Linked DNA regions of Homo sapiens: all the other regions are linked to region 1. A link is a loop called in an ENCODE intact Hi-C map of the cell type or tissue named here. Cell type or tissue: PC-9. All regions are shown on one strand. Links, peaks and the distances in the headings refer to the core of each region. The heading gives the core; the rest is flanking DNA. Region 1 overlaps PHLDB2 (pleckstrin homology like domain family B member 2). Region 2 overlaps PHLDB2 (pleckstrin homology like domain family B member 2). Region 3 has its middle 58 kb from the start of PLCXD2-AS1. Region 4 overlaps PHLDB2 (pleckstrin homology like domain family B member 2). Region 5 overlaps CD96 (CD96 molecule).

Region 1 (6,531 bases), core at 610-5,609:
GGCTAAAAAGTGGTTCAAGGTTACTCTGCAAAGTGCAGCCTAATTGTTAAGCTTATAAGGATCCGGTATTCCTAAGACAGTTCACTCCTTAATGGATGTGTTTTGTAATGGGGCTGTCAGTACTGATTATAGAATAAACTGTATGCCCTGTGTTCTCTTCAACAGAACTCTTAGCCCTAGATTTAAACCATCCTAGGTTTGATTTACAAAAATATAATTTGAGAATACTATATTAATAAGTATCTATAACCAAGAGGTCTCTGATTCTTCATTTTTATATGAATTTTTAATGAATTTATTTTTATATGAATGTGTCTAACAAACATGTATCCCTACTCTATGCCAGGTTCTATGCTACAGGGATACAGGCACGAAAGTCTGTCTGTATGTCCTCAAGAGAGTCTAGTAAAGAAGGCAGGTACTTAAATGAGTACAAAAGTACACATGCATTACAAATAGCATATGGTTTCCATAGCTGAAACAGCAAAGTAAATAAGTTTTGACCTAGGTTATAGTCTCTCTTTTCCAGAACAGTCAAATAGAATGTAAGCGGTGGAAAATAAAATTTCCTGTTTTGTGTTAAACATTTTCAAGTTTTCACTTTGTCTGTTAGTTACCCTGACTGTTCTTGCACCTTTCACTCCCTTTGGTTTCATCTTTCACTTGAGTGATGTCTTTTCCATCATTTCTTTTGAAGCTCTTAAATCTCTTTATACAGTTTTCTCATTGGTATCATGAGGGGGTACTCTTCACAAAACTGGCCACTATCCATCCATTGCACCTATAGGAGAAGTCATGTTTTAATTGGCATCATGATTTAATAAATAAAGTGTCCACACATATAAAGGGACAACAAAAAGTAGCTCATAATACATATTCCACAACTGAATAAAGTGACTCCAAACATTAGGTGTCATTTATATAGAACGTTGGTGATAGTCTTGTTGGTCTGATATCTTTAAGTCATTAAACTAATGGGAAGGACTCTCATGGGTCATTATTTTTAGACTTTGGAGGAAGCATTTAGAAGTCACACTTTGTAAGATTTGGTTTTGGTTTATTTACCTATGAGTAAAGCATTAGCATTATTTTGCTTGCCTATATTTTGTCTTCTAAACTGAGGTAAGTCAGTGTCACCTACAATTCTCAGAGTTGAATTGATTTGCCTCTTCGGTCCAATGACTCGTAAGTAACATTCTTTAAATTATATATGCTTGGATTTTGTTATGCACCTCCCTTGACCCCATGTGTGTGTGTGTGTGTGTGTCTGGGGTGTGTGTGTGTGTGTGTGTGTATGTATTAGAGAGACTTCTCAGTCTAAACCAATATTCTCAAAAGGCTTTGGTGTTTCATTCAGTGCCAGCACTTCAAATATTGCTAGAATAGAAGAAATGGAGAGACTTTTGAAGCAGGCTCATGCAGAAAAGACGCGGCTGCTCGAATCCAGGGTAAGCTTCATATTTTCATGCCGGAGGTCTGTGATACCGTGGTGCAGGAGCCCTGCGCTTGGCATCAGACAATACTCCTCCTTAAGGAGCCGTGTGTTCCTGGAATAAATCACTCAACCTTTCTCAGTCTCATTTTCTTATCTGAAAAATAAAGGTGTTAGATGATTTCTAAGGCTCTCTACTGCAGTGGATTTTCCATAACTTGAAATATATATATAGTATTGACATAGACCGAAATGAACACTTTGTGTTTTTTTGTGTGTGTTTTTTTTTTGTTTTTTGTTTTTGTTTTTTGTCTTTTGATGGCTGTTTTGTGTTCCTGCCAAGGAGCAGGGAGGAATGTCATGTCTTTATGCATTATTTCTTCCTTCCCAGCTTGTGCTAACTGCACTATTTTAATATTTAAAATCCCACGTTTTTATGACTGTATTTCAAGTCAGAATCTGACTTCCTTAGGAATCCCCCAAAATGCCTTTGCATCCTGCCCTGAAGGGCACCTCCTTTCCTTTTCTAACTTCCCCACGTGCTTCCTCTGTGACCTTCAGCCAGGAAACTACAGAGCAACAACAGGAATTAGAGGGACCATGGCCTTCAGTTAGAAGACAGTAGTCAAAAGACAGGCTAAATCACGTGATAAGTGCTAAAGTACAGTTTGTGAGGCTTTTTATTTAAAATGGGAGAGTTGCTGGTTGATATGAAATGATGAAATGACTGAATATATTAACAAGCTGGATTTTCACTGAAGACCACAATTTAATTGTTAATTAAATTTAGTGGTTGCATTTCTGCAGATGATGATTTTGGAAGCTATACCAGGCATGGTTATGAGTTGTTTTCTTGTAGGTTATGTATTATAAGAGACTAGTCTACAAACCAAGATTTGTCTAGTAAGAATTGTCTTTTTTATATTGATTGGAACCATTCAAGTATAACCAGTATGTTTTAAAATAATCATTGTTATGCATAATGTTTAGGAACGGGAAATGGAAGCCAAAAAACGAGCCCTGGAAGAAGAAAAACGACGCCGGGAAATCCTGGAAAAACGATTACAGGAAGAAACTAGCCAGAGGCAGAAGTTAATAGAAAAGGAAGTAAAAATAAGGGAGAGACAAAGGGCACAGGTTGGTCGGTCAATCTGAATGCATATGGGCAGGTTGCCCCCTGGTGGCAGTTCCTAGAAGACAGCTGTTCTGTGTCTGAGGATGCTTTCCTGGGCACTGAGCATTAGCACTTGACATGTAAGGGTTAAGAGAAGAGTGTGCATTCCTGTGCAAAAAAAAAAAAAAAAAAAAAAAATGTGAGTTCATTTCAAAACTCTTAGGGAACCACCAACCAAATGACACTTTTCTTTAGTCATGCATGGAACGTTTTGCCAGGAGCAGCACTTTTTCTTCCACCCATTCCTTGGAGTACATTTTAAAAAGAGAATCTTTTTTGAGCAGCTTTTAAAAATGCACCTGGATTTGCTGCTGAAAACAAATACAACATTTGAACTGAAACCTTTGCTTGGGGAATGGAAGAGGTCCTACTAAGCCATCTTTTACAAGCAAACAGTCTAGAGCAGTGTAATTTTTCACCAAGTCCAGTGTCTTTGTCATGGTGGTAGTGTTTTGTCTTTTTTCTGAGCACTGTATTGTCACATGTGTTCCCTTTGCTACAGTAGTCCTCAACACCTGTGCACAAGCTTGTTGTATTCAAGCAAAGTTTGGAGAAACCACACATTTTATTTAATGTCTTATCTTGGTCATCATAGAATTTGAATCTCTGTTCTTGTCACTATAGCTGCTTACATAATATGTTTTCTGAGCAACTAACATAAAGTTTTGTTAAGTACTATGTAATTTAAAGCTGAACTCTATTTTATCAAGATTCACTAGACTCAAAGGCAAAAGATACCATTACTTTTATTCTTTGTGGTTGCTGGCCATTTGATAGTATAGCAGTTAGAGACTATCTTTAAGACTTTGTATGCTTTGAGGTATCAGTAAGCCTGCAGCATCTGTTACAACCAAAGTACCACATAATCAAACGTTAAGTATTGAAGGAAAAGTAGAAAGTAAAATTTGTTTATTTTATTTCATCATGCCCAACGCTCTGCCAAATTTTGACTTGCAGTGAAAGTCATCCATGCGTGTTTACTATCTGAAGCCAAACCAAAAAGCACAATTCTATTTTAATCCTGATTATAAGTGTTGCCTCCAAGTATATAATTAGGTCATTTCCCCGAGGCAAAGAGGTGGGGTTATTTAACAGCATAAAATAAGACACCATTTTAGAACTATCACCCATGGTGATATATGCTTCCTAGATTGGACGGGCTTTCATACCAGCCATCAGTAACATAAAAGACATCTAAATACATCCCTTTGGCATCTGGTCCTGGACAGTTCATTACATTAGGTCCAGTTTTGATTCCACTTCTGTCTTTATGTTAGCTTTACTTTTCAAAATATAAATCTCTGCCTTCAATTTCTATCGGAATATATGTAAACTGACAAGTACAGCTTTGTGGGATCCTGTGGGGGCCGTACTTACTAAATAGTGTTCAATCAATCATGTCATGCTTGAGATTACTTGAGAATGATTGTTAAGCTGTGGCAGGGACAACTTCTGGAAACTTAACAGTGGAGCAGTCCTCATCTGCAAGGAGCAGCCCAGAAAACTTCATGCTTCATTACAAGAGCAAAGTACATCTTTTAAACTAAGATAAATGACCATTTTTCATTTTCTCAACTGCCCATCTTAAGGAATAGAATAAATTGTCCTGAGTTTATCTGCCTCTCCCCTACATATTACAGCATCTTTCTGAAAATACTATCCACTTTTTAGACTCCAAATCATAAGTGCTTTGTTTATCTTAAGCTCTTTTAATCATATAGGCATTTTAAAGCTTAGGTTTTACAGTTAATTTCTGCTTCTAAACATCTGTGACCTAAAACAAAACAAATAATTAGCTATAGATGCAATGGGTTTTGCACTTTTCCAGGCTCGTCCTTTGACACGCTACCTGCCTGTCCGGAAGGAAGACTTTGATTTGCGGAGCCATGTAGAGACTGCTGGCCACAATATTGACACCTGTTACCATGTATCAATCACAGAGAAGACCTGCCGAGGATTCCTCATCAAAATGGGTGGGAAAATTAAAACGTGGAAAAAACGTTGGTTTGTTTTTGATCGGAACAAGCGAACATTCTCTTATTATGCAGGTGGGTGATAAAAACAATTTAAGCCATATACTCAAATCAAGAACCCCCTGTTAAAGAGCAAAGGCAATTGAAATTCAGTGTAAATAGGTAGGTTGATACATAACAGAATTAATGGCAATATTAGATTTGTAGGTGTACATTATTTTATATTTAGATTATATAGTCCATATGATATGAATTTCCTTTCTAGAAATAATAAACTTTATATGTTACTTTAAAAAGTGGGAAGTGGTCTATGTTACTTCTGAAGTAAACTCAGGTCCCAATAAATATTAAGTAAAATTTATTCTTTAGATCAAAATATTTCCTTTTATTTGTTTTTCTGTTTTAATCCATTCTTTATTTAGGTAACAAATTGTTTATGTTCACTGTATTTTATGAAACATCACAATATCATACTAGAAATACTATCATTATAGGGTGGGATCAGAAAAAATATTGCCTTTCAAACCACCACACCAGAAAAAAAAGGGGGTGGGGAGAGGTTTGTGATTGATTGATTGTCATACGTCCCATTTAAGTCACACACAATTAGGCAGCCGTAGCTGAAAATCATTCAACTATAGTTCATAAACTAGAATGATCTTTTAAGCACAGAGAGTAAAGCTCATTGGTAAACTAGTGATCAGTACTATTTATTAAGTGACTGAAATATTTTTGGATTCTTAAATGTTGGCTGACAAGAAACATACCCTACCAAATCTTATATAAGTGCAGGAATATTAGTGTAACTGGCATACTTATTAAGAACCTCTTATTTCCTCTTGGATCACATACGAAACATGTCTATTTTTAGTACAAGTATAGCTCTACTTTCTTTGCAGCTGCTAAAAAAGAGTGGTGTCATACCAGATATTATGAAAAAAACCCTGTTTTGGGGTGACTGTCAGTATTTATGAGCATCACCAGGAATAGTAAAATGTATCGATGCAATAAAATATAAATAACAGTCTAGTCATTTAATCAATCCAGTGAGGTCAGGTTATGTTTATAAGGAGAAGTGTGAGAAACCAAGCAGCCTGTGGAAGAAAGGAAAGAGTGGCTCAGGAGCCCCAGAAAATGGGTGAGGAGCTGGTAGGGGAATGCCTGCCTTTCACCGAGGAGCTCTTTGGGTGAGGTTCCAGTTACTGGAGAAATTAGTGGCCTGAAGCCGATGGCCTGCCGGTCCTAGGTCCCCTGCTTTGCCTCTCTAAGGCTTTTTGTCATTGAGTTTTATAAACATCCAGAGCAGCTTTCTTCAGTTAATACAATTTGATGTCTGCACACTGCATAAACAAAACTGTATGATGTGGTATTGTCTTCAGAAAACCTCACCCAGAATTTTCCAAAAATACAACTTTAAAGAACTTCACACAAAACTGCTTCACTCTTCTTCTGTGCTCCTGTTCTCTGTGAGCCTTATTTCATTCTCTCATCTATCGGCCAGGTGAGTGGTTTCATGACCTGGCCAACTGCTTCAAACCTAAGCTCCAAGCTTCAGACCCATGTAAATGTGTCTTTGCAAACCAAAACTTCTGGTGACTGATTTCAATTTTAAAAAAATACCAAAACCTTCTTGGTATATGAAAAATTACCCAGAACCCTAATTTAAAAAAACAGACAAAAATTACATTTCATTTGCTTTTTAATATGTATTTATGATATAACTGGCTGGTGAGACCTAGTTGGACAAACGCTGCTCGTTCGGTTCTGTTTACGGCCATCACCTATCAGCTTTGTCCACTCCTACCCCCACCCCTGCTTCTCATACACAACAAGCACAGGAATAGACCAGTCCGCAGGCAGTCATCCAGATCGCAATTTACGCTGTACTTAACCCTACAGGAGTCATGTCCCTTCTGTCTGTCAGTGAGGGAAATGGCCGTGTACTTGTGAAG
Region 2 (6,531 bases), core at 628-5,627, 73 kb before region 1:
TACAAAAAATGAAGATATCTCAGTATAAATGCATTCTTTTTTACTTCCAGAAAGGGGAAATTCTTTTCCAACTTTCAATTAAAAATAAAAAGATGAAAGAGTTATTTTTCTTTACTTTGAAGATTTTCTAGCATTCTTTGTAAGAATTGGTGCTCTCCAAGGTCGTACAAAAACCAAAGCTACAGGTCTGAGAGTCTTGCTTGTGTACCATTGAGCAGATGATAGATCTAATGTTTCTAAAATTAAGTAAAAGACTAATTGAGCATATTTGTTTAAGGATTTTTGGTATTTTATAAAATAAACTTATATGTTCTCTAATCTCTGAAACGTGGTCAGATGCAGATGCTATTTTAAAGACCAGAAAATAAACAGGTTGGTATTATTTAATGTTGTAATTAGGAAAAATTGTTTAGGAACCCAAGACTAGTGAGCGTTGTCAGGTCAAAGTGACTCCACATGTAGATTTTTGCTTCTCTATTTGCTTCTTGCTGTCTCTATTTCCTAGTGAGTCCTGACCACCCCCCCAAAATAAGTTGGGCATTCAGACCTTTTTGGCTATGTTGAGCCATATTATAAGTTTGACAATATTTTTTGTTTGAATAGCAGAATGGACAATGTTAAGAGCATGCTTATTGTTGCTTAGTCATAGTATTAATCTTTTTTTTTTTTTTAGAAGAATGTCTTTGAAATGTGAAGGCAAACTTAAGTATTGAAAACTATTTTGTCCTCCAGTCTTACTTGAATCTCCTTCCTGATGTGGCCCTTCCATTTGCTACATCCTGAGTATAATTTTAATTTATTAAAAAAATGGCTGCACTAGCTGGAAGAAGCCAGCTAAATTGCAGATGGTGTGAGAGGTTTGTTTACCAACCCAATAAACTTAGTGGCTCAAGACTTTTGAAAGGATCTTGAGAAACAATGGCTCTCTTCCTATACTCTGAGCTAGAATGGCCATTGTCAGGTACATAAGTTGATTTAATCTTCAGATTCAGCCTAAGCCTTAAGCTGAATTTTTGCTGTGGAGCCTTTTCTTAATTTCCCTAATGTTTAAAATAGCCAGTCAATTCTCTACCTTTTTTTTTTTTAACTTTCCTACCTTGTTTGGAGGGTTTATCAGATTTAGCTCAGAAATATGATGTGAGCCATGAATGTCATTTTAAATTTTTTTATGTTAAGGTAAGCAAAAAAAAAAAAATCCAGGTGAAATTAGGTATAATATATTTGACAGCACAGGAGTAGATTGACGATGCTACCCACTCCCTAAATTAGCAATCTATTCTCTAAGTAAACAGCACTATTTCTTTTTTTTTTTTTTGGATTTATTTTTATTTATTTATTTATTTTTTATTATACTTTAAGTTTTAGGGTACATGTGCACATTGTGCAGGTTAGTTACATACGTATACATGTGCCATGCTGGTGTGCTGCACCCACTAACTCGTCATCTAGCATTAGGTATATCTCCCAATGCTATCCCTCCCCCCTCCCCCCACCCCACAACAGTCCCCAGAGTGTGATATTCCCCTTCCTGTGTCCATGTGATCTCATTGTTCAATTCCCACCTATGAGTGAGAATATGCGGTGTTTGGTTTTTTGTTCTTGCGATAGTTTACTGAGAATGATGATTTCCAATTTCATCCATGTCCCTACAAAGGACATGAATTCATCATTTTTTGTGGCTGCATAGTATTCCATGGTGTATATGTGCCACATTTTCTTAATCCAGTCTATCATTGTTGGACATTTGGGTTGGTTCCAAGTCTTTGCTATTGTGAGTAATGCCGCAATAAACATACATGTGCATGTGTCTTTATAGCAGCATGATTTATAGTCCTTTGGGTATATACCCAGTAATGGGATGGCTGGGTCAAATGGTATTTCTAGTTCTAGATCCCTGAGGAATCACCACACTGACTTCCACAATGGTTGAACTAGTTTACACTCCCACCAACAGTGTAAAAGTGTTCCTATTTCTCCACATCCTCTCCAACATCTGTTGTTTCCTGACTTTTTAATGATTGCCTTTCTAACTGGTGTGAGATGGTTTCTCATTGTTGTTTTGATTTGCATTTCTCTACTGACCAGTGATGATGAGCTTTTTTTTCGTATGTTTGTTGGCTGCATGAATGTCTTCTTTTGAGAAGTGTCTGTTCATATCCTTTGCCCACTTTTTGATAGGGTTGTTTTTTTCTTGTAAATTTGTTTGAGTTCATTGTAGATTCTGGATATTAGCCCTTAAAGTAAGTACATTTTTTGTCACTGGGTAATATAAAGAAAAATGTTATCTGTCATCAGATCACCTTGGGTCATTAGAGAATAAAGCAAGGACTTTCTCTCTACAAATTGCTGGTTTGCGTGTGTGTGTGTGTGTGTATGTATGTATGTGTGGGTCTGTATGTGTGTATATGTTGATTAAATATTAAAGGAATTAATCATTAGCAAAGTTGGGCTGCCAATTGTCCTCCATTAACTGAGAGTGAAAAAAAAAAAACGGTTGTCATACCTTTTTTCTTTCTTCTTCACTTGGAGAGATGGGCAGAAAAGCAGTGAGAAGGAAAAATTAGCATTTGGCAATAATCTAATGACTTCACATTGGGGAAACAGAGCTAAAGTCTTCATGAAATTCTATATTGCAGTAGTCCATTCTTGAGAGCAAACCCTCTGTTCTTATAGTAGCAGTACAAGCTATTGCCTCTTGATGGTGCCATGCATTAAAGAATTTGAGAGATGTATGTTCTGACTCTTCACATGGTTCAGCTTTCTCAGGCTAAACGCTGAAATATAGAAAGCAACTTGGACTAAAAAGAGGCCCTGTATGCCCCTGTGTCAGTTATAGAAGAAGTCTCATTCTTTTTTAAAATCATAAATAAATATATGAACACTTGTTTCTTAAATAAGAAATAAAGATCATAAATAAAATTTGTAGAAAGAAATATAAACTAAATAAAAACTGAAAATATATCAAGACCAACAAATATATAGGAGTGGAGGCCAGGCGTGTTGGCTCACGCCTGTAATCCCAGCACTCTGGGAGGCCAAGGCAGGTAGATCACCTGCGGTCAGGAGTTCGAGACCACCCTGACCAACATGGTGAAACCTCGTCTCTACTAAAAAAATACAAAATTAGCCAGGCGTGGTGGCACATGCCTGTAATCCCAGCTACTTCGGAGGCTGAAGCAGGAAAATCACTTGAACCCATGAGGTGAAGGTTGCAGTGAGCCGAGATCGAGCCATTGCAGTCTGGCGTGGGCAAAAGAGTGAAACTCAGTCAAAAAAAAAAAATCTATCTATCTATCCATCTATCTATCTATCTATCTATCTATTTATATGGAGATACATTAAGTGAAGGAGGACTATTGATTGTTTCTGGTAAAAGTGGTCCCCATATTTGTTGTCAAATTACTTAGTATATCTATATTTATTTATTATTCTTTTTTTGAGGAGAGTCTTGCTATGTTGTCCAGGCTGGAGTACAGTGGCATGATCTCGGCTCAGCCTGCTGAGTAGCTGGGATTACAGGTGCATGCCACAATGCCCAACTAATTTTTGTATTTTTAGTAGACACAGGGTTTTGCCATGTTGGCCAGGTTGTTCTCGAACTCCTGGCCTCAAGTGATTTGCTCCCCTTAGCCTCTGAAACTATTGGGATTACAGGCGTGAGCCACCATGCCTGGCTTAGTATATCTAAATTTAAAAGCTATTTATTGAGCTACCATTTTAAAAATTTATCATCAGCTAATAGGTTTAGTGATTGTGCTGGCTAATTCTTTTTTCTTCCCCCGCCCCGAGACGGAGTCTCCCTCTGTTGCCCAGGCTAGAGTGCAGTGGCGTGATCTCAGCTCACTGCAACCTCCGCCTCCTAAGGGTTCAAGCAATTCTCCTGCCTCAGCCTCCCAAGTAGCTGGGATTACAGGCAGCTGCCACCATACCTGGCTAATTTTTGTATTTTTAGTAGAGACGGGGTTTCGCCACGTATGTTGGCCAGGCTGGTCTGGAACTCCTGACCTCAGGCGATCTGCCTGCCTTGGCCACCCAAAGTGCTAGGATTATAGGTGTGAGCCACCGCGTCCAGGCTGCGCTGGCTAATTCTTATAATGTGAATTTCTCTTCCCCAGCTTGAGAAAAGATTATGGGAATATTTGCTGTAGAGAATATTCTTAAAGTTGGAAATTGATTTTTCAAAAAAAAAAAAAAATCCAAAACAAGCATTACAAGGGTAACACATCCAGCACTTTTTCTTTTGTTTCAGCCATCTCAATGTGCTAGTTATGAAGGTGCTTATTAGAAGTCACTTAAACAAAATAATCTCTTTATGTTGAATAATCGGAGATTCACAAGCAATCATAGGACGTAATTCAAAGGGATCCTGTGTATCCTTTACCCAGTTTCCTCCAATGGTAACATCTTGCCAAACTATAGGACAATGTCAGAGCTAGGATATTGACATTGATACAGTGAAGATACAGAACAGTTCTAACACCACAACGGTCTCTCATGTTGGCCTTTTATAGCCATACCAGCTTCCCTTCTCCTTAACCCCCATAACCACTGATTTCTTCTCCATTTCTATAATTTTATCATTTCACAATATAACCATATAGCATGTAACCTGTGGGTTTGGCTTTGTTCACTCAGCAGAGTTCTGTGGAAATTGGGCAGGTTGTTGCAGTCACTGGTTCATCAGGTTTAAGACTAGGATACATGAGGCAAAGGGAAATCCCAGAGACACACTTCTGTGTGTTTCGTTGGGTCCCCAGTCTGCCTTTTTCCACCTTTCAGAGTCTTCTGTTTTTTTCCCCATATAATGTACAGGGTTCTGAGTTATACTTAGTGGGAGAAATAGGGTAAAGTATGTCTAATTCATCTTCCCTGAAGCTGAAGTCAGTGAGATTAGTTTCCTAAAGTTGCAAATAGCCAAAAGCTTTGCTCTGGTGAAGTCTAATGACTGCAGGTTGAAAATTTTTGGTTTGGATAAATTGGTATTTCTTATTCAAAATTGCTAAGACCATATCCCAGCTCTGGGGTTGTAATTTGGATTTTGAGAAAAGACAGAATTTTAGGAAAATGCTGAGTAGAATTAAGAGGAACAAATTTCTCATATGGTGATTATTCTTTCATTCTGATTATAGAATAACAAGCTGAAGCTATGAAAGGTCATCTTTTCCATCAGATCACGAAGACCAAGGCTTAAATCATCTTAGGCAGAGATTTCAATTTACAAGTTGTCTTGGGAGAAAGGAAAATATTCAGGCATACCTCTGAGATATTGTGGGTTTGGTTCCAGACCACCGCAAGAAGGCGAACATCATAATAAAGCAAGTGACGCAAATTTTTTGGTTTCCCAGTGCATATTAAAGTTATGTTTACACTATACTGTAATATATTAAGTATGCAACAGCATTATGTATAAAAATGTACATACCTTAATTTAAAAATACTTTATTGCTTAAAAAAATACTAACAATTATATGAGCCTTCAGTGAGTTGTAATCTTTTTGCTAGTGGAGGGTTTTGTCTTGATGTTGATGGCTGCTGACTGAACAAGCTGGTGGTTCTTGAAGGTTGGAGTGGCTGTGGCAATTTCTTTGTGTGTGTGTGTGTGTGTTTGTGTGTGTGTGTGTGTGTGTGTGTCTTGCTCTGTCTCCCAGGCTGGAGTGCAGTGGTGTGATCTTGGCTCACTGCTGCACCTCTGCCTCCTGACATCAAGTGATTCTCTTGCTTCAGCCTCCCAAGCAGCTGGGATTACAGGCACCAGCCACCACACCCAGCTATTTTTTTACATTTTTGGTAGAGACACGGTTTCACCATGTTGGCCAGGCTCGTCTCGAACTCCTGATCTCAAGTGACCCGCCCACCTCAGCCTTCCAAAGTGCTGGGATTACAGGTGTGAGCCACCGCACCCAGCCAGCAATTTTTTAAAATAAGATAACAATGAAGTTTGTCACATTGATTCAACTCTTCCTTTCACAAAAGATTCCTCTGCAGCATGCAACGCTGTTTGGTTGCGCTTTACCCACAGTAGAACTTTTTTCAGAATTGGAATCAGTCCTCTCAGTCCCTGCCACTGCTTTATCAATTAAGCTCATGTAATATTCTAAATCCTTTGTTGTCATTTCAAAAACGTTAACAGCACCTTTACCAGGAGTAGTTTCCATCTCGAGAAACCATTTTCTTCACTCATCCATATGAAGCAATTCCTCATCAGTTCAAGTTTTATCATGAGATTTCAGCAATTCATTCACATCTTCAGGTTCCACATTTAGTTATAGTTCTTTTGCTGTTTCTATCACATCTGCAGTTACTTCTTCCACTGAAGTCTTAAACCCCTCAAAGTCATCCATAAGGACTGGAATCAACTTCTTCCAAACTCTCGTTCATGTTGATAAAAATGTCAATACCTCCTCTTCTGAACCAAAATGTATTTAATGGCATCGAAACTGGTGAATTCTTTCCAGGTGGTTTTTTGATTGGCTTTGCTCAGCTCTATCAGCAGAATCACTACCTATGGCAACTATAGCCTTACAGAGTATA
Region 3 (6,531 bases), core at 666-5,665, 230 kb before region 1:
CCTGTGTTAATGTGTCTTCCCAACATCCCACTCTCTTCAGCAATCGCTGGAACAGCCATGGGCCATCCCTGCTGAGTCAGGAAAGAAGCTGAGGGAAGAGTCGGGATTGAAAAGCAGCAGACAAGGTAGGTGATCTCTCTGGTCACTGGCCCTTCTCTTGTAATAACAAAATGAGCAGCATATACAGCCTCGTCACCAGAGTGTTTCTGAGGAGGGTCTGCTGGAGATATGGTAGACCCGGGTGTGTGTCTGAATTCAGTCATTTTTCTATCAGCCTGTTCTGGAAAGCAGGCTGTATTTTCCTTCTGTCTTCTATCTCTTCTGAAAATTGTTGTTGCTCCTGTACGTATTTCAGAAACTTGGAAGGTTTTTTAAAAATTTTTCATTATAACAAATTATATGTGCGATTTATTAAAATGATTTCATTGGTGGTAACTCCACAAGCATGGTTTTGTTCCAGAATTTTCGTTGCATAATTTTTTTCAATTTTCAAGACATACCAGAGAGGACAGTGTACATATACTGTAGTATATGGTATAGAATAATATATTCCGAGAAATATACTGTCCATTCACAGGGCTGTCAACCTCGTATGATAGGCTCTCCCAGGAAGTCACGTATATTTTTCTGCTTTGGAACCTAGAGAGTTAAAAGTCCTGAAATTACTGGAGCAGAATCAAGCCTATTTACCTAAGCTTATCACATCGGCAGCCAGGTCAATCATTTACTGAGACTAGGCCGTTTCTTACCCTGAATCAGGAGGACCACCAAAGCCTTTGCTGGCCTGAGTCCCTCTGTAGCAAAGGCATGGGCAACACAGAAGAAATGCTCCTCTGAAGCTATAGTCCAGATTCTCTTCTCACCAGAAGTAAGTTTTTCTCCTTCCGAGAATAGTAAATATCCCAAGACCCCCCTTCCCCAGCTCAATGATAAACAAACATGAGCAAAACTAATATGCAAACCTGATGATACCAATGCCACTCTATGTACAAAGCTTGTGGCTTTGGAGGGAGCTTCCCTCATCACTGGAGGTCTATGGGGAAGAAGGAGATGATAACTATGAAACAAGTTATTGAGTGATTCTTGAGGAAGAATAAAGTTATAAAGTAATCACCAAGGAAAACATGGAAATTTTCCCCTTCAAGTCTACACACTCTAGAAATATGTAATTTTTATCTAATATGATTCACTCTTCCTTAAGTCTGAATATAACTCCTCTAATTGCAGAAATGTTGTCATATGGTCACCACATACAACTTTCGGGCCTGTGCAGTGGTTCCTGGCTCCTATAGTCATTAGTTAGAAGCCTAGTAATGCTGAAGTCCTATTTTTCTGAACTCCCTTTAGGGAAGGAGTTGGGTCATGTAGGACAAGGTAATGTTTGACATTATTTTTGTCAATCAGTTGTGGAACTGAAGTGACTCCCCTCAGGCAGGGTTTGTGGCTGAATATTTAGTGTCTGAGGCAGTTAACTAGATGCAAGAGTGGAGGCCATTGTAGACATAAACCCTTGTGTGACTTTGGGTAAGTCTGTGGCTACCTCTCAAGAATGTTGTGGAGAATTATGGAAAACTGATACGTTTCTGTGAAGATATTAAGCACTGCAAAATGTTAAGTGTGAATCTGGCTGGTATCCAGAGGATGTTCATAGATAATGCAAGTGATGGAGGTGGTTTTGACGAGGGAAAAGGATCTTGGGGTGATCAAATGCATTGGCTAGGTCGGGCATGGCAACCCATGCCTGTAATCCTAGCACTTTGGAAGGTGAGGCAGAGGATTGCTTGAAGCCAGGAGTTCAAGACCAGCCTGAGCAACAAAGTGAGCCTCTGTCTCTACAAAAAATTTTTTTTAAAAATTTATGCATTGGCCATATTTCCCCACATTACTGAAGGCTGCCTTAGGGACAGACACACAGGTCTGACCTGTCCTTTTTTTGTAGCTTCTGGCTCAGGGCCTAAAACAAACTGGAAGCCCCTAAGGGTATGTACAGCTTTTTCTTTCCATTTCCTGAATATTGGATAGTAAGTAGAGGGAGACTATTCTTCAGATTGACTAGATTAGAATAGGCATTGTCATTGTTTTTCAACGTTAGGTAGTTAGAATATAGAAGTTAATTAATTTGCCCAAAATCATGCAATTAGTCTGAGCCAGGATTCTACTCAGTTCTGCCTTGTTCCCAACCCAGTGCATTTCCCATAAGGTCATGGAGTTGACCATGTGGATAAGCATAAATTGGAGGGTCACTGAGGTAAGCAAGGCTGACTAATACAGTCAGAAGTTCTGAAGTTCTCCACTGGCTCTTGGATGTGCCATGCCTGAGCCTCTGTAACAAAAAGGCCAGTAGTGGACTTCCAAAAAGGATAAAACAGGCAAGAGCAAAAGCAAGTGTTTTTAGTCATGGCAGTCACTGGAGTCTTCTCTGTCCTGTATATTTTCTAAATAACCCAGATAATCCTCAGGCTAAATCTTTGTCCCTTTTTATACTGTAGACTCAAATTCTGAGCCCCAACTAAAGTACAACATCTGAACTCTTTCCAGAGAAGAAATGACCCTATCCCAATCTTTCTCAAGGAACTCAAGAATTTACTATCTCATCTCAGCAAATACCCACTCATTTAAATCTAAGAGACTTGGGCACAGAGAGGCTTAAAGCCCGAGAAACCATCAACAGTCCCTCCTGTCAAGGCTCTCACCATCTGCAACCCAAAGAGACCCATGTCGGCTTGGAGTCTAAATGGCTTTTTGGTGTCATTTGAGCAGTGAATGAGTAATGTACAGCAGAAGCCTTAATCCGCCCCCCACCCCTAGTTTCACTTTTGTTCAGATATGTCCTAAAGATTCCATTAGCTGTCTGTCATAAATTCCAAAGTAGCCACAATTCCTGAGCATTTACAAGATCAAGATAAAGAAATGCCATCATGAAATGAGGTCGACTAAATGTCTTTGAACAAAGGGTTTCTAGTGACTTGCCTCACATGTATCTCAAGTGTGTGATAGCAAAGGCATTACAAATAGAGATTGCATCACCATGTCTACCAGCACCCTTTACTAATCAACTGACCTTGCATGAACTGTACTTACATGCCATCATTTTCATTAACCAAAACGCTAGGAGAAAGAAAGTTGAAGCTAAAACACAAAGACTCATCACAACATTTCACCTGTGTCAAGTACTTATTATGACCAAAACATGAACTGCTGCCTTCTTATCTACACTTTTTTTCATTTAATTTTCATAACAAACCTCTGCAACTTGCCCAAGTCACAGAGCTAGTAAGATGAGGTAAAATTTGAGTTGGGATCTGAATCCAAATCCCATGTTCTTCAGCATTCTGTTCTGGGAAACATACTCACCCAACAGTGTCTACACTGTTCACGTTCTAAATGTAGAAGAGTAAAAAAAGTTCTTTCTAAATTATTTGATCAGATCCTTAGAGTATATATTTATTCCCCCTTCCCACTCACACAAGATGTTCTTGATGTTCTTGAGTGTAAGCATAAAACTCAGTATGACAGTGGTTTTCCTCTCCTCTAGAAAAGGAACCACAAAACACACATGCACACATGCACACACACAATAGCAATTGCCCAAGAGTCAGTGCTTTGATTCCTTTCTGAAGCTGAGAGAGAAAATTGTTCTTATCATCTCCTAGTTTATAAACATTGTTTTGTTTGTTTGAGTGATTGACTTTAACATAATGTACAAGACAAATTTGTCATTTATTTTACCAAGATTTTTTTAAAAGTTTATTTCTGCAGTGAAATTTCAGTCTTTGAAATCAGCTAAATTTTTCAAAACTGTCCAGTATGTCAATAGTTGTATTTAATCTTCACCACAGCCCTGTAAGATGAGTACTGTTTTCAGATGATATCCTTTCAGATAAGGAACCTGAGACTCAATACAGGTGAATGGCCTTCTCAGTCTCACTCAGCTAAGTCCCTTAGATCTTGGGACTCCAAATTTTTTGTTCTTTTTTAAATTAAATATTCACGCAGTTCCCTGGATTCCTAAGTCCTACAAATGGTAGGAATGGGGCCTACAAGCTTTTTATTTAAATTTTCAGAAATTAAAAATGCCAAATGACTACACAGCCTGTTCTCAGGCAGAGACCACTCAAATATTGATTGCTTTGCTTTGGGCTAGAATTCTGTCAGGTCAGTGTGGTAATGCTGTTATTCTAATTAGATTTTCACAGAGTAATGAAAATAAATACATTAATTGTTACTTAATAAAATCTTCCTTAAAGGCAAAAAATCTTTCAAGCCCATGTGCCCATGAGCAAAATAAGATATCAAAGGGGTTCTTGCTAGAAGGATAAGCCACCACTGTCTTCTAATCAGTTGTGTGCCTAGAGAACGGTATACATGAGTAGGGACTAGAGACCCCACAGTGTCTTGAGATGCACAAGCCCTCTCTAACCCTGTAATCAGATGGATGTCTCATGAGTCAAACAGTTGCCAAATGGCATGGAACCTAAGGAAGTCCTTCTACAAATTGAGAATCCATTATTGTAGTTTCAACCCTACAGAAACCAGCTACAGTTACAGGAGGAAACCTTATGCCCTAGGAATTCCATTTAAGTCCTAAGATGTTCTGAAGGGTCCGGGAGCCCTGCATCAGCTATGCATCTGGAGGAGATCCAGTGTTTTCTTATCCCTAATGTTTCACTGGGAATTGCCCCTGGCTGGCTGCCTGAGTCTCCATCCCATGCGACAGTCATGTTGTCCACATCCTTGCTTTGGTGTTAGTGTGCATCCTCATCATACTTTTTGGTCCCCATTTCTGTGACTTCTGAGGTTCTAATGATCTTGGTGCAGGAGAACCCATAGTTTTGGGCAGTGATCAAGCAGAGTGAATGAAACTTCTGCCCCTGACCCACCCAAAACTTGTTCCCCTCCTCTCTACAGTTCCAAGGTCAAGTTTCCCATGAGAGCAGTAAAGGAACTGAAGGTCACAAAATGCTGGCAATTCACCATGCCTTGGAGGGGTTCCCAGAAAGTAAAATGAAAATGAGATTGTTTTCACATAAGACCTCTGTATTTGGAGGACAGGATTCAAACAGTTTGAATGTGCAATTTCACTGTGCACTGAGGTAACCCCCACAAAGTCTTTTTTTTTTCAAAAGCCAAAATAATATCAAAAATACTTCCTGCAGAGAACTCTAACTAGGCAGAATTCTTTTTTGTCATCACTGGGTTGATGTTTTCAAGGATTCATTTCTCAAGATAAGCCTTATATAGTGCATTTGGCTGGAGCTCATGTGTACTTCTGTGGAATGATGGCTTTCGTCCATGGGGCCTACTTTGTGGTGATCTCATTAGGTTTCACAAGGTAAACAGCTGAAAACTTGTGGTTAGTATGTGAGCAGGCTTCAAGAGAAGAGAAAACCCAGGAGAGGTCGGCCAGAAGATGTTGCAGTGAATTGGCAGGTGGCAGGCTTCTCTCTGTGACCCAAGGAAAGCCAATACCCCTACGAATTCCAAGGAGATGTACTTTTAATTTCAAATACATGTATCCCACAAAATTTAGCTCTGCTTCCTAGCTAGGAATCCTAATCATAGGAAGAGCTAATGGCTAGACTTCCCAGAACGTGACTGTTCTCTACTCAAATTCATCTCATTTTGCTTTTCTTTGCAAAATGAAAATTCTCCATTTTCCATAAGAATAGTATTGTTATAGAATACAGTTGTGTTGATAAATTATAGTCCAACAAATTAAACTAAAATAGCCCAACAGAGGCATCCTAGGCCTGACATCATTGTTGTCTTTCTCTGTGGCTTTATGCCAATTTTTACACATCTTGGGGATGGCTTAGTTTCACATCTTTACTCATCTGCGTTCTAATTTTGGATAACCACAAACATTTATTGATGGGTTATCCACTCAGTTCAGCAACAATCATCTACTCTTTCCCAGAAGTGTGTTAGACACTGTCTTTGACATAGGATTAAATAATCTTGCCACTTACCAGAGATGAGAAGGTTTTAAATTTATCCAGTAGGCCAAACCACAGCTTCTTTAGAGTCCTCTATATTTGTGTGTATGTTAGTGTGTGTGTATGTGTGTGTCTGCCTGTGTGTATGTATCTGTGTGTGTATGTGTACTTTTAATCATTATACAGTACCAAGAAGATAATGGGTTCTCAGTAAATATTTGTTGGTGATACTAAACTAGTAATCAGCTAGGAATTTAATCAAGAAATTGATTTATAAAAAGAAAACTGGAATTGCTAGGGGAGACTAAAGAAAGAATCAGAAGTGTTAACCATTGGTGTAGAGGGAATAGGGCATCAAGGGTCTACTTGCTCTTCTGCCAACCCCCAACTGAATGGTACAGCACATAGGAGACCTCGGTTGTGTTTGATTCTGCTACTACACACACCAACAGGGCAACTCTGGGCAAGTCACTTCGGCTTTCGTGGCCTCAATTTTCTCATTTTCAAAATGGAGGCAGGGGATTGAGAGTATAACATCTCTAATGTCTTCTCTAGTTTTGATATTCTGTGTTCTATGAAAAACTAGAAAAGTTTA
Region 4 (6,531 bases), core at 576-5,575, 64 kb before region 1:
TGTGATATGACTCAAAAATAATTGTATTATAGTACTTTCAGTTGTTATGTTATAGTCTACTGTCGTTTTTTTACATGCAGACTTTCCTAGTTCTTTACCCACTGGTTTCTTTATGCATTAAAAAAAATCTTATTTTTTAAAGGATAGGATATGTTTTCAAACATCAGGATTTAAAGGTCTTTATACCTCTCATATACTTATTTTGATTGAACTAAAGTATTTTAATGGATTGTGTTTTATAGACTATAGTCTTTCAGAAGAAGCAAACAAGATCTTCTGGAACTTGATCAAGCTAAAGTGAAAATGTAAAGAGATGACAGTATGATTAGATTTTGTTGTGTTTTCTTTAATGGTGAAGAGCAATAGCATAATTTCTTTAACAGAATGGGCTCAGGCACTGTGCAGACTTCCTTCTGGAACACTGTCTATGTAAGAAAAACATCTGGCATGTTTTACATAGATGCTGTATGGAAATTATGATGATACGGATCACATGAATTTCTTTGACTTATGGCCGGTTTTTTTCAGTCAATAGGGAGAAATACACTGTTTTCTCCTTTGAATATTTTGGAGTCATTCATAATGGGCATTTTCTTTAAAATGATATATTTTTGTCTTTTAAGAATAGTTCACCTCCAACCTTAATATTTTTTAAAAGTAAAACATTTCATAACCCACCCATCTGCTGGTTGATTTTAAGTAGAAAGTGCAAAAAGTCATCAGGAAAAGGTCTAAAATATAGAGGATCCTAGATAAATGGTAATTGTGGTCAGAGATTTACTTGCATCTGCCTAACAAAATGCTGAGGTGGAAAAAACAAGTCAGGAAAACGTCATTGGCCAAAAAGTTAATAGGATTAATTAAATCAAGTTATATTACTTAAGAATGTGTTTAATGTAAATGAAAATCAAAATAGGCTGGGCATGGTAGCTCATGCCTGTAAATGCCAGCACTTTGGGAGGCCAAGGTGGGAGGATCACTTGAGCCCAGGAGATTGAGGCTACAGTGAGCCATGATCACATTATTGCACTGTAGCCTGGGTGACAGTGCAAGACGCTGTCTCAAAAAGGAAGAAAATAAAAATAAATAAACATTACTTTAGCATATGTTAGTAATTAAATATGTACTTAATTTATATCTATTTTTAAAGTACAAATAAAACAGGCACATAGCCAGAAATAGTAGTAGAGGCAAGTGGGTTTGAGGGAAATGTTGACACAGGCAAGTAACAGTAAATATTTATTCAGTTTTTTTTTTCTTTGAGGCGGGGGTCTCCCTCTGTCACCCAGGCTGGAGTGCAGTGGTGTGGTCACAGTTCAGTGCAACCTCCGCCTCCCCAGCTCAAGTAGTCCTCCTGCCTTGGCCTCCTGAGTAGCTGGGACTACAGGCGTGAGCCACCATGCTCAGCTAATTTTTGTATTTTCTGTAGAGATGGCATTTCACCATGTTGCCCAGGCTAGTCTCTAACTCCTGGCCTCAAGTGATCCCCTACCTTGGCCTCCCAAAGTGCTGGGATTATCGGTGTGAGCCACCAGTCCTGGCAATTTATTCAGTTTTTATTTTATTTATTTTTTAATTGGAAAGCTACCAAACCACAATAGGTTTAGAGAGACTTCTGAGTAATCATAATTTTTATTTGTATTTTTTTTTGTGATAGTAATTTTTAAAAACACAGGTGAGGAATTGGTTCATGAGATAAGATTAAAAGAACTAAATTTCTTCTTCTAAGTATGAGTAAGGCAGGATATGAGAAAGTTCCTCAGGTATTTGAATGATGCATGCCTTCAGTAAGGGGGGGACACCCGTTTCTCTGAAGTTTAGGGTGGAGCCAGGGCAATGTGAAGAGAAGCCTGGGTTTTATGTCAAGGGTGAAGTATGTGTCCTTAATAAGACAATGGATTTTTTGGAGGGTAGTTCTTTCTAGAAGCAACTCCACTATACTTAATGTGTTGCTCTGTAGTGGTGAGCGTGGGAGGACCAAATGACAAGATGCCTTTCTCCCCAGGTTACTATGGCAACTGGGCAGAGCTCTGTTGCCAGGGGCAGAGGCAGGTGGACCACAGGGCAGGGAGTTGGTGGCCTTGAGGGAATTTTGTGTCCTTCTAGATAGCCAAAGAAACCCCACAGATTTTTCAGGGAGACATTTGGCTGCATAACAACGTATTTTTCCTGTATTTCCTTTCCCTGAAAATAATTGGGTCTAGTTTTTAGGCGTGCTTGTTAATCAGTATTAGAGATGGTTCTTCAGAGTCTACAAGATAATTATCTAGTTCACTTCACGCTTTTGACAGAAACCGTCCTAACCATGACTGACAAAGAGTGAGCACCTACTACAAGACTGGCACCACCTTTAGACTTGAAAGCACATAGTCTATCACATGTTCGCACACACATTTCTTTACTGAATTCTTCCAAGATCCCAAGGGGAGGCACTAATCTACTCATCTCTGTTTTATAGACCATGTAATTGAGGCTTGAAAGGTTGAACTTGATTAAAAAAAATAATAACTGTGTTATAGGTCTGATAAGTGCCAGAACTTCAAATCCAACTCTATGTTCTTTCTACTTAAGCTGAAATACAGATTCTGCTCTTCAAGTCCAGCTGGACACAGTGGCCCACACCTGTAATCCCAGCACTTTTGGGAGGCCGAGGCGGGCAGATCACTTGAGGTGAGGAGTTCGAGACCAGCCTGGCCAACATGGCAAAACCCCATTTCTACTAAAAATACAAAAATTAGTCAGGTGTGGTGGCAGGCACCTATAATCCCAGCTACTCGGGAGGCTGAGGTGGGAGAATTGCTTGGACCCAAGAGGTGGGGGTTGCAATGAGCCAAGATTGCAACACTGCACTATAGCCTGGGTGACAGAGTGAGACCCTGTCTCAAAAAAAAAAAAGGCCAAGGGTTCTGTGGAGGTAAGAAGTCAATTTATTCCACAAATCATTAAAATATAAGATGACAGAGAGGTACTGAGCCTCCTGTAGTCCTGATATCTTTATTTTTAAGCACTTCGCCTATTTCTGGTCATTTTACTCCTAATTTTCCTGGGGAAAGTGTGAAATGCCCCTTCTCATTCGGGATGTCCAGTCTGCATAAAGGCAGGAGCATGCTGCCCCAGATTGCAAAGCTCTGGGAATGAGTGGAGATGGAAGTACTGAGCATTAGCAGCTTCTTGGAGATTGGGAGTTTGGGTGTGGTGGGTGTGAAAGGGGAAGTAGGGAAGTAGAAAAGTAGATCTACTGGATAATCTGATCAAGATGGCTTTTTGTTTATTTTGAGGGGAGGGAGGGACTTGAGTACATTTTCAGACAGAGGAGAAGGAGTCAATAGAGAGGGAAAGGTGTAGGAGAAGGGATAATCAATAGAGCAAAACCACAGGACAGTGGGAACAAGGTGCAGTGGTGCAGGCAGAGGGCTTCCTCTTGGAAAGACTGAGAGACTCTCCTCAGATAACTGAGCTAATGCTTATGCTGTTTACTTTGTCCCAGACACCCTTCTAAGTGTCATAGATGAACAGTCATGCATTGCTTAATGATGGGAATGTGTTGCTGAGAAATGCATTGTTAGATGATTTCATCATCTTGCAAAAGTGTATTATGAAAGAGAACGGCAATGATTTTTCCTATTCACACTGGCCACTAGTTGCATGAGAGCGGGCCCTCTAATTAGGTTACTAAGTCTCTCTGTGCCTCACTTTCCTTATCTGTTAAATGGGGATTAGAATAAAACCACCCCCCACAAAGTCATGAAAATTAAAAATTAAAATACAGGTGGGGATTGTGTCTGGCACCCAGCAAGCACTCAGTGAGTTTTAGCTAACTGCTGTTGACTACTATTTTGTTCTGGGGATAGGTGGGAATCATTTAAAAGTGTAAGAATTCTAAAGTAGACAGTAACCCTTTCAGTTGGGGTCTGATGTAATGTGTCAAGAGATTGGCTTTCTGTTTTTTGTTTTTTTAAGTCATTTATTTATTTATTTATTTGAGACAGTGTCTCATTGTCACACAGGCTGGAGTGCAGTGGTGTGATCTCGGCTCACTGTAGTCTCTGCCTCCCAGGCTCAAGTGATCCTCCCACCTCAGCCTCCCAAGTAGCTGGGACTACAGGTGCGTGCCACCTCACCCAGCTAATTTTTGTATTTTTAGTAGAGACAGGGTTTCACCATGTTGGCCAGGCTGGTCTCGAACTCCTGTCCCCAAGTGATCCACCGCCTTGGTCTCCCAAAGTGCTGAGATTATAGGCGTGAGCCACCACACCCTACCTTAAAAGTCTGAGCTACCTTTGGGAGGGTCACCCCATGGGTAAGCTAGGGATTCCTCAACATGTTTTGCTGTAGGTTTGTTTATATCAGCATCGCAGCAAACACATGAGTAATATGTTGCAACATATTATGTTACAACAGCTATTATGTCATTAAAAAATAGGAATTTTTCAGCTCCATTATAATCTTTTTTTTTCCTTTACGTTTTTCAGGTTAGAGAATGGAAGATGACACCCATTATAATTTTATGGGACTACCTTTGTATATGTAGCACCTTGTTGACTGGAATGTCGTTATGTGTGCAGATATTTTATTTTGGTCAACGATGGACCACAAATATGATAGTGGTCCTATACAATTGTAATACCATATTTTTAGTGTACTTTCTATGTTTAGGTATGTTTAGATACACAAGTACTTACCATGGTGTTACAATTGCCTACAACGTTCAGTGCAGTAACATGCTTTGCAAGTTTGTAGCCTAGGCGCAATAAACTATTACAATATAGGCTAGGTGTGTAGTAGGCTAATACTATATAGGTTTGAGTAAGTACACCCTGATGTTTGCACAAAAATGAAATAGCCTAACCTTGCATTTCTTAGAACATATCCCCATTGTTAAGCAACACATAACTGTATACATTCATATATATAAATCCTCATGATAACCCAATAAGGTAGATATTCTAGTAATTCTGGTTTATACTTGAGGAAACTGAGACACAAAGAAGCTAAATAGCTTGGCCAGGGTCACACAGGTAGCTGCAGAACCCAGATTCAGACCTAAGTGGTCTGGCTCCAGAGTTCATGCATTTAGCCACTATAGTACATTGACGAAAGGAGGACTAGATGGACAAAGATAGAAGAGGGAAGTCTAGGGAATTTAAGCAGAATGGCCTTGGTCTCCTTAGGCAGTGTGTTTGTGTATGTAAGTGTATTGAGCATGTTTGAGAAAGGGTATTGAAAAATCAATGACTGGTAAATGCTGTCCTAGTTATTCACGTATGTCTCACTCTCAGTACAGTTATCTATTATTCTTTGGGAGAATAGGCATTAGCATACAAAATATCAATAGTAATCTGCACATAACAAATGTTGGTCAGTTAGTGGCTGTCACATTCTCCAATAACTTACAGTTGCCTCCAGAGCAGACACAGTCATACAAAGGCATTACACTTTTGTTTCCTCTTTCCAGCTCAGCCCTACTGATGGTGCACGCATACATGCACATGCTATTTAAACTAAGGGTGGCAGAGTAAAGTGTTTTCCTGACCACAAGCCTGAAGGCAGACTTCCCAGCCAGTGTATAAAATAAAATAATGTGTGGCTAAGAAGCTAGATATTGAACTGACTTCCATAAAGATAATTTGTAAAACCAAATGATAAAAACCCCTCACTTTTATATACAAATGAGATCATTTGTCCTAAACTGATAAAAACAATACTAAGGCAATGTTTGTGTAAATGTGAAAGCCAGTGAAAAGTCTGGAGAGCAGTGTCTCCACACAAGATTTTCCCCACATCTGACTCCAACCGCAAGTTCTGGGGTTTCCTAGACCACCCTCAGATTCGATAATTCACTAGAAAGACTCACAGAACCCATTGACAGCTATGATAAGCACAGTTACGATTCACTATAGGGAAAGGATACAGATAAAGATTAGCCAAAGAAAGACACACACGGGGCAGAGTCCAAAGAGTTCCAAAGGCAACACTTCCATGTCCTTTTCCTGTAGGTCAGAAAGTGTTACTCTACCAGCATTAAGCATTGGTAGGTGATAGTGTGCACATGACAGGGAGGCTTACCCAAGCTGTAGTACCCACAGGTTTTTTGTTTGTTTGTTTGTTTGTTTGTTTTTTGAGAGAGAGTCTTGCTTTGTTGCCCAAGTTGGAGTGTAGTAGCACGACTGGGCTCACTGCAACCTTTGCCTCCTGGGTTCAAGCAATTCTCCTTTCTCACCCTCCCAAGTAGCTGGGACTACAGGTGCCCACCACCGCTCCCAGCTGATTTTTGTATTTTTAGTAGATACAGGGTTTAACCATATTAGGCTGGTCTAAAACTCCTGACCTCTGGTGATCCACACGCCTCAACCTTCCAAAGTTTGGGGATTACAGGTGTGAGCCACCGTGGTCAGCTATTTTTTTCTGTTTTGTTTTTTTGAGACAGGGTCTCCCTCTGTCTCTCAGGCTGGAGTGCAGTGGTGCTATATCAGCTCATTGCAACCTCCGCCTCCTGGACTCAAGTGATCCTCCAGCCTTAGCCTTCCAAGT
Region 5 (6,531 bases), core at 1,059-6,058, 390 kb before region 1:
CACTCAGCACCTGCCATGTGCTGTGGTCAGTGCAGCCAGCTCTGACATGGAGCTGGTTTCAAGGAGCTCAGGATAGCTCAGAGATGAAATATCATCACTAAATCAAGGAGGTTGAACATCCCAAGTCTGAAAACCTGAAATTCAAAATGCTCCAAAATCTGAAACTTTTTTAGCGCACACATGATGCTCAAAAGAAATGTTCAATGGATCATTTCAGATTTCAGATTTTCAGATTTAAGATGTTCAACTGGCATAATGTAAATAGTCCAAAATCCAAAACATCTGAGCCTGAAACATTTCTGATACCAAGCATTTCAGATAAGGGTTACTCAACCTGTAGTACAAAGATTCCTGTTCTAAATTGAAAATTTTGATTCTAGTTCAAAAACAAAGCCTAAATGACTTATTTTAGGATTTGTCAAGTATTTAAGGGACATATAACAGCAGTTTCATGATTCAATAAGATCCCTTTCAGCAGTTATCATGCTAATTATTTTATCAAGCTCCTATACATAATTTAATTATGCATTTGTTTCTTTTCTGTGGCTCCTGATTTTCATATTTGTTTGTGTGTACATGTTTGTTCTTCTCCTTAAGTATATTTTTAGTGCAAAAAATCTATTTAAAAATTATATTTAAAAATATGAATTTTTAGATTTTTTTTTTTTGAGGCAGTGTCTCACTTTGCTGCCCAGGCCGGAGTGCAGTGACATAATCTTGGCTCACTGCAGCCTTGACCTCCCCAGGCTCAGGTGATCCTCCCACCTCAGCCTCCCAAGGAACTGGGACCACAGGCATGTGCCACCATACCCAGCTAACTTTTTTTTTTTTTTGTATTTTTAGTAAAGACAGGGTTTCACCATGTTTCCCAGGCTGGTCTTGAACTCCTGGGCTCAAGAAATCCACCAGCCTTGGCCTCCCAAAGTGCTGGAATTACAGGCATGAGCCACCAAATCCAGCCCTTAAGTAGATTATAAGTAGGAAAGGCTAAGACTGTTTCTTTTACTACTTTTGTGAGACTGTATATAGCAAAGTCATTAACAGTGTGATATTTGGAGGGAAATTGCTGTTTTCAAGACCTGGATCTCCACTACTTACTGGCTATGAGACCTAAGGGCTGGGATTAGAGTGAAGCAAGGAAGGCCATTAACCTTGGAAGCAAAATTTAAAGGAGCACAAAAAGTTAGTGATCAAGATAAATATTTTAATACAACATTTTTAAAAATCAGAAGTTAGGGAAAATCCATGGTGAACAAAACATCAAATTTGTAAATAAAGGCAGACTGTTGCTTGTGTGTTTTTCAGACCTTGCTACATTTATATTGTTTAAGGAACAGTATTTTCCAATCAACTTGTTGTTCATGGCCATTGTGTCCCCCAAGGGCCAACCCTTACGGGTTGACATTGGCAAGAGAGCAGATTGAGCTATTCATGGCTTTATAACTGTCTTAATCTATTTTGTGCTGCTACATGTAACAGAATATCTGAAACTAAGAAATTTATAAACAGAACATTTATTCTCTCAAGTTCTGGAGGCTGGGAAGTCCAAAATCAAGGTGCCAGCAAGTTAGAGCCTGGTCTCTGTGCTTCCAAGATGGCACCTTGAATGCTATGTTCTCCAGAGAGGACAAAAATCTTTGTCCTCACATGGCAGAAGAGCAGAAGAGAGAGAACTCACTACTACAAGCACTTTGTAGAGTGGCATTAATCTATTTATGAGGGCAGAGCCCTTTGGATCTCCCATTAGGCTTCACCTCCCAACACTATGCCATTGGGGATTAAGTTTCAATATGAGTTTTGGAAGGGACAAAAACATTCAAACCATAGCAATGAATCTCCATAATTCCTCAGTTTAGCCAGGCACATAGTGAATACTCATGAGATAGCAGGTTGATCATAGGCTGGACTAGATAATAATAAGCTTGTATTATTGAACATCTATTAAGTGTCAGGACTAGAGTAAGTATATCATATATGTTACCTCATTAAATCTATATTTCCCATTAAAATGTGGGAGTCTACCAAGGTGTGAATCCATAAAGTTTTAGAAATACTTATTAATATTTTTTAAAGTGGACAATTTTTTTCTTTGAAGAACAGGAAAAGAAAAAACTGGTAGAAATAAGGCTGTCACATACAGGTTCTTGCCTCTATCTGTCTGTTTCCTGAAGACTAGGTTAGCTAAGAGCATTATTATCAAGTAGGAGTTGAGGTGTGCTCTAAACACCTATCATCAAAAGTGGGCCAATATGTCATACAAAGGCCCCTTTCAATCAACAAATTGCCCTCACCCCTGTAATCTACAACTCACATGAAAGGTTCTAGCTTTCTAAAATTTCTATTAAATTTCTCACTGTAGATACTTCAGAAAGGTTTTTTATTTATTATTATTTTATAGTTTGGTTCTTATTAGTACAAATTGTATCTGAGACTTATTTGTCCCCGGTTCTGGGCCTCCTTGCTTTTTGATGCTGTGACTTAAATAACTCTTACTTTGTGTGATCTTTGATCAAATTTTTAACCTCAATTTATTCTACATAGTTGTAAGAAGTAAATAAGACTTGAAAGGACTTTGCAGAATTCTTAGAATATAGTAGGTGCTAAATAAATTTAAACTATGACTAATAAGATTATGAAAGTTTAATAATGGTCATAACATAATACTAGTATTATTTCTCCCTCTCCCAGTCCTAGGCATTTCGTTGTTTGCCTGTGCTAATTTTTTCACCTCTCCTCCCATTTGCTCTGTGAAGGCAGCCACTCATATGTAAGTTCTTGCTACTGCCCCCTTTATAACTGAAGACTCTAGAATGTCTTAGGATCTCCTTATATTGTAGGTTACGGGGCATTCTTTGCAACTGAATCCCATCTTTCCTAATGAAGGAACAAACCCTTCTTTCTGCAAAAGTCAACTGCCCAGGGGAAAAAAGCAACCTTTGGATAAGTTGGAAGGTTTTGTATTTTTTCTCTATCAACTAAACCACCTAGTCACAATCTGCTATATAATAAAGAAAAAAGCAGTTTTTCTCACCAGTCTCCAACTTCAGCATGTAACTGCTCTTTTTCCCACAACAAAGTGACAGTTGATGGAACTGTTCCAAATGGCATTCATATACTAAATGACCAAGGAGCATTTTCAACTCTAAAATCCTGACACACAAAAAAGCAAGAGGCTGCCAAACGTACCTGTGCCAAAAGATCTGCAGGGGGTACCTGCCTTCTTAATTATTGACCTCCAGACTTGCCAGTGCTGAGTGACATGCTCTCCACTTTCTTCTCCTGTCCCCACCCAATACTTAGAGCTCCTCTGGGGGATCCTATCTCTGTAATACAGTCTTTCTCCCTTCTTCTTTTGCTCTTCTTCCTTAGGAAAACAGCAGCACGGATTCTTGGGTCCTTCTTTCTAAGGGTATAAAGGTATGTAAATTGCTGCAGGAAAAAGAATTCAGCAGAGTATGATTATTTGCAGGCAATAACACAATACTATCTGTATGTAAGACTGACACAAATCCTAGCCAGATTCAGCTAAAGAACGGTGTCTTACATAAGAGTTTCTACTAAGTATATTCTGGAATTTTCTATTTAAACTATTTAAGAAGTCTACCTTAGTCCATCCTCTGTTTCTGCCCATACTTGAATGTGGTTTCCATTTCTTGTAGCCTGATCTGTCTCATTTTTAAAACTAGAGATTCCAATTCATAGATCTTATCATTATTTTGTAACATTTCCCCCATTGAATGCACTCCTGTTTACCCTTCTCCATTTTACTTCCCTCCATTTCCCCTGATGACTGTACACAAGGATTCATCTGTTGTTTAGAGTTAGGCCAGTAGATGTCAGCCCTGGATCTCCTGAGTACCTTAAAAGCAATTGTCCTAGCTATGGCCTTATCCCAGACAGACTGAATTAGAATCTCTAGAAGACAAGCTTGTGCATCAGAGTGTTTTAAAAGCAGCTCAACTGAGAATGTTGAGTCATACTAACAGGATATGAAGACCTAACCCATCCTCTACCCTTGTGCCCGTCAAGAATCCCCTCCTTACTGGGCCCCTAGTGAGCACTTTTATTGACATCAACCAACACTGTGACACCCCAGGGAGTTTGTCCAAAAAAATTCCAGGCACAGAGAGAATAATAGGGCTTTTCATCACAGACCGAAGAAAGGATACGGGATAGAAGAACCAAGTACCTCAAATATACTCTGATCTCCAAAATTCAGATTAACATTTTCAGGCTACTCTTCATGCATCCTCTTTGAAGCTAACACAAACACAGAAGAAAGGGAATAAGGTTAGGACCAGAACAAGGCTGTGAAATGAGGCAAGGAGCTGCCCCAGGGCACAAAATTTAAGGAGGTACTCACTGTTGGGTGTCAACATTTCACTTGCAAGACTTTGAGAATGCCACTTTACCTGATCCTAGTCCAGGCTCGGGGAGGAGCTGACAAAGAGTCATTTTCTAAAGGAATTTAGGGATAGCTGTAATCATCCAGTTTAAATGAAGATTTTATGAAATCTTCACACTGATACAGTCTTCTCATCTTAGCAGTAAGATGTCAGAACTTCTTAAATAAAAATTAAAATCTGCCATTAGTCCTGCCCATTCCAAACCCCAAATCCTGCTCCAGATATACAGTTCATAGAAGATTATGAAGGAGAAGCTCTAGTCAGAAGAACAGAATGCTTCCATTTGTTAGGAGAGGGTAACAATAGTTTTTAACTGAAAGTCAAGTGTATCATACTTTCTCTAGTAATATACTAAATGTCTTCTAATTTCAATCCTTCATTCTTCCTCTCTACTTTACAAAAAGTAAATGAATCAGTGCTTGTCGAATGCCTAGTTCAGAGCTGGCACAGTTGAGGACTCAATAACTGGTAACAATTTTTCTCACCAGGAGGATAATGGAACTCAGGAAACACTTATCTCCCAAAATCACCTCATCAGCAATTCCACATTACTTAAAGATAGAGTCAAGCTTGGTACAGACTACAGACTCCACCTCTCTCCAGTCCAAATCTTCGATGATGGGCGGAAGTTCTCTTGCCACATTAGAGTCGGTCCTAACAAAATCTTGAGGAGCTCCACCACAGTCAAGGTTTTTGGTAAGGGCTTTTGTTCTACAGACTCACTGGCATCCTCCTGTCTCCTGCCCTGCTCTTCCTTGAAGAGGAAGCACCCTATTATGCTGCAGAGCAGCCACATGTGGGTAACAGTGCTGGAGTCTGTTTCCCTGGATACTTGTCATTCTTGTTGGGCAGGGGGATGAGGGTAGGATGCTAAAGAATGATGATTCTGTTAACAGAATAAAATCATACAGAAGCCAATAATTTTCTGTATTGGTCAGTTTTCTGTTGCTTACAATGAAATACCTGAAACTGAGTAATTTGTAAAGAAAAGGAATTTATTACTTACAGTTATGGAGGCTAAGTCCAAGGTCGAGGGGACGCATCTGGTAAGAGCCTTCTTGCGGATGGGGACTCTCTGAAGAATCCCAAGGTGGCACACGGTATCACATGGCGAGGGGACAGAGTTTGCTAATGTGCTAACTCAGGTCTCTCTTCCTCTTCTTATAAGGCCACCAGTTTCCCTCCCATTATAACTCATGACTCCAGTAACCCATTAATCCATGAATGGATTAATCTTATTCATAAGGGCAGAGACCTCATGATTCAATCACCTCTGAAAGGCCCCAGCTCTCAATACTGCCACACTGGAGATTAAGTTTCAATATGAATTTTGGAGTGGACATTCAAACCATAACAGACAGAACAATTTCCTGGTGACCACTATCTTATTTACAATGTTAATATTTCTCAGAATACTGGAAATCTCTTTAATTGTAACTGCCAAAATCTAATTGTTTAGTTGTCTAATTGTCTTAGTTGCTTGCTTGAGCAAGGTGGAGTAAAGTCAGTGAGAAAAGGAAGGTGATAAATATAGCCCCAGAGAAACTGCAGAAGTTCCTCCTCCCCTGCTATCCTGCCAAGGCCCAGCTGGGGTGAGACCATCCAGGTCCAGCCCTTCCAGCAAAGGAGCCTTTAGGAAAGGCCCTCTGAACCTGCACTCTCAGGAGTGTGGAGCTGAGCTGTGAAATCCACTGTGGCCTCACTCAAAATGCAGACTATCTGCAGCGTGCCAATTTAAGGAGGAAAGGTTAAAATTCTATTTTCCCCAGTGGTACAAGGAAGTACCACTAATTAATAAACACCATTAATGAAGGGAAGCCTCTGCCTTTGGATGTTTTTTTCATTTTTTGTGACAAAGATCTGTGTTTTTTAGAAAGTCAATTTTAAAGAAGGCAAAGAGAAAAGCAGTGAGGTGGATAGACAATTAATTATTTTTGAAAATGAGATAAACAAAGAGAAAATAACTTCACAAACCTATGGACACAGGCTGCTAGATTGTTCCTCAATTCTCTAAAGGGCAGAGCAAGCAAAAAAAAATTATTTGGAATTGTATTGCCCTATTATTGGCAGTCATACAATTTAGTATTTTGAAGAAAACACAAAATTGCCTCCCCCTTCCCTCCTC

The links. Peaks named below come from ENCODE experiments on the same cell type or tissue, not always from the same donor. Only the 100,000 strongest peaks of a DNase experiment are listed, where the experiment ranks them.
Region 2: a loop joins it to region 1, with 10 times the contacts of the local background. A loop is called at or near these places in 24 of 110 quality-filtered maps.
Region 3: it touches region 1 in a loop (5-fold over the local background); 10 of 110 quality-filtered maps call a loop at or near these places.
Region 4: it touches region 1 in a loop (6-fold over the local background); 28 of 110 quality-filtered maps call a loop at or near these places.
Region 5: a loop joins it to region 1, with 11 times the contacts of the local background. A loop is called at or near these places in 11 of 110 quality-filtered maps.

Annotation. Positions count from the first base shown.
Region 1 is chr3:111,965,256-111,971,786 of GRCh38, forward strand. PHLDB2 (pleckstrin homology like domain family B member 2) reads left to right here. Exons shown (of 18, transcript NM_001134438.2): 14 at 1,358-1,448; 15 at 2,423-2,569; 16 at 4,435-4,654. Among named protein-coding and RNA genes, the nearest start is that of ABHD10, 11 kb to the right of the region's middle. In PC-9, for the core only: CTCF peaks have their summits at 2,606 (motif pointing left) and 2,809; a DNase peak (open chromatin) is centred at 2,616; H3K27ac peaks cover 1,936 bases.
Region 2 is chr3:111,892,577-111,899,107 of GRCh38, forward strand. All of the region lies in intron 2 of PHLDB2 (pleckstrin homology like domain family B member 2), which reads left to right. Among named protein-coding and RNA genes, the nearest start is that of PHLDB2, 37 kb to the left of the region's middle. In PC-9, for the core only: CTCF peaks have their summits at 2,692 and 2,895; a DNase peak (open chromatin) is centred at 2,675; H3K27ac peaks cover 1,839 bases.
Region 3 is chr3:111,732,579-111,739,109 of GRCh38, forward strand. It overlaps a transcript of PHLDB2 not described here. Among named protein-coding and RNA genes, the nearest start is that of PLCXD2-AS1, 58 kb to the left of the region's middle. RefSeq lists an enhancer at 2,051-3,250. In PC-9, for the core only: no CTCF peak of the experiment used is centred there; DNase peaks (open chromatin) are centred at 2,923 and 5,323; H3K4me3 peaks cover 506 bases; H3K27ac peaks cover 4,755 bases.
Region 4 is chr3:111,901,395-111,907,925 of GRCh38, forward strand. The region is part of intron 2 of PHLDB2 (pleckstrin homology like domain family B member 2); the gene reads left to right. Among named protein-coding and RNA genes, the nearest start is that of PHLDB2, 45 kb to the left of the region's middle. In PC-9, for the core only: CTCF peaks have their summits at 3,687 and 3,889; DNase peaks (open chromatin) are centred at 1,807, 3,527 and 4,310; H3K27ac peaks cover 4,871 bases.
Region 5 is chr3:111,574,133-111,580,663 of GRCh38, forward strand. CD96 (CD96 molecule) reads left to right here. Exons shown (of 14, transcript NM_005816.5): 4 at 4,895-5,102. Among named protein-coding and RNA genes, the nearest start is that of ZBED2, 18 kb to the right of the region's middle. In PC-9, for the core only: CTCF peaks have their summits at 3,826 (motif pointing right) and 4,033; a DNase peak (open chromatin) is centred at 3,839.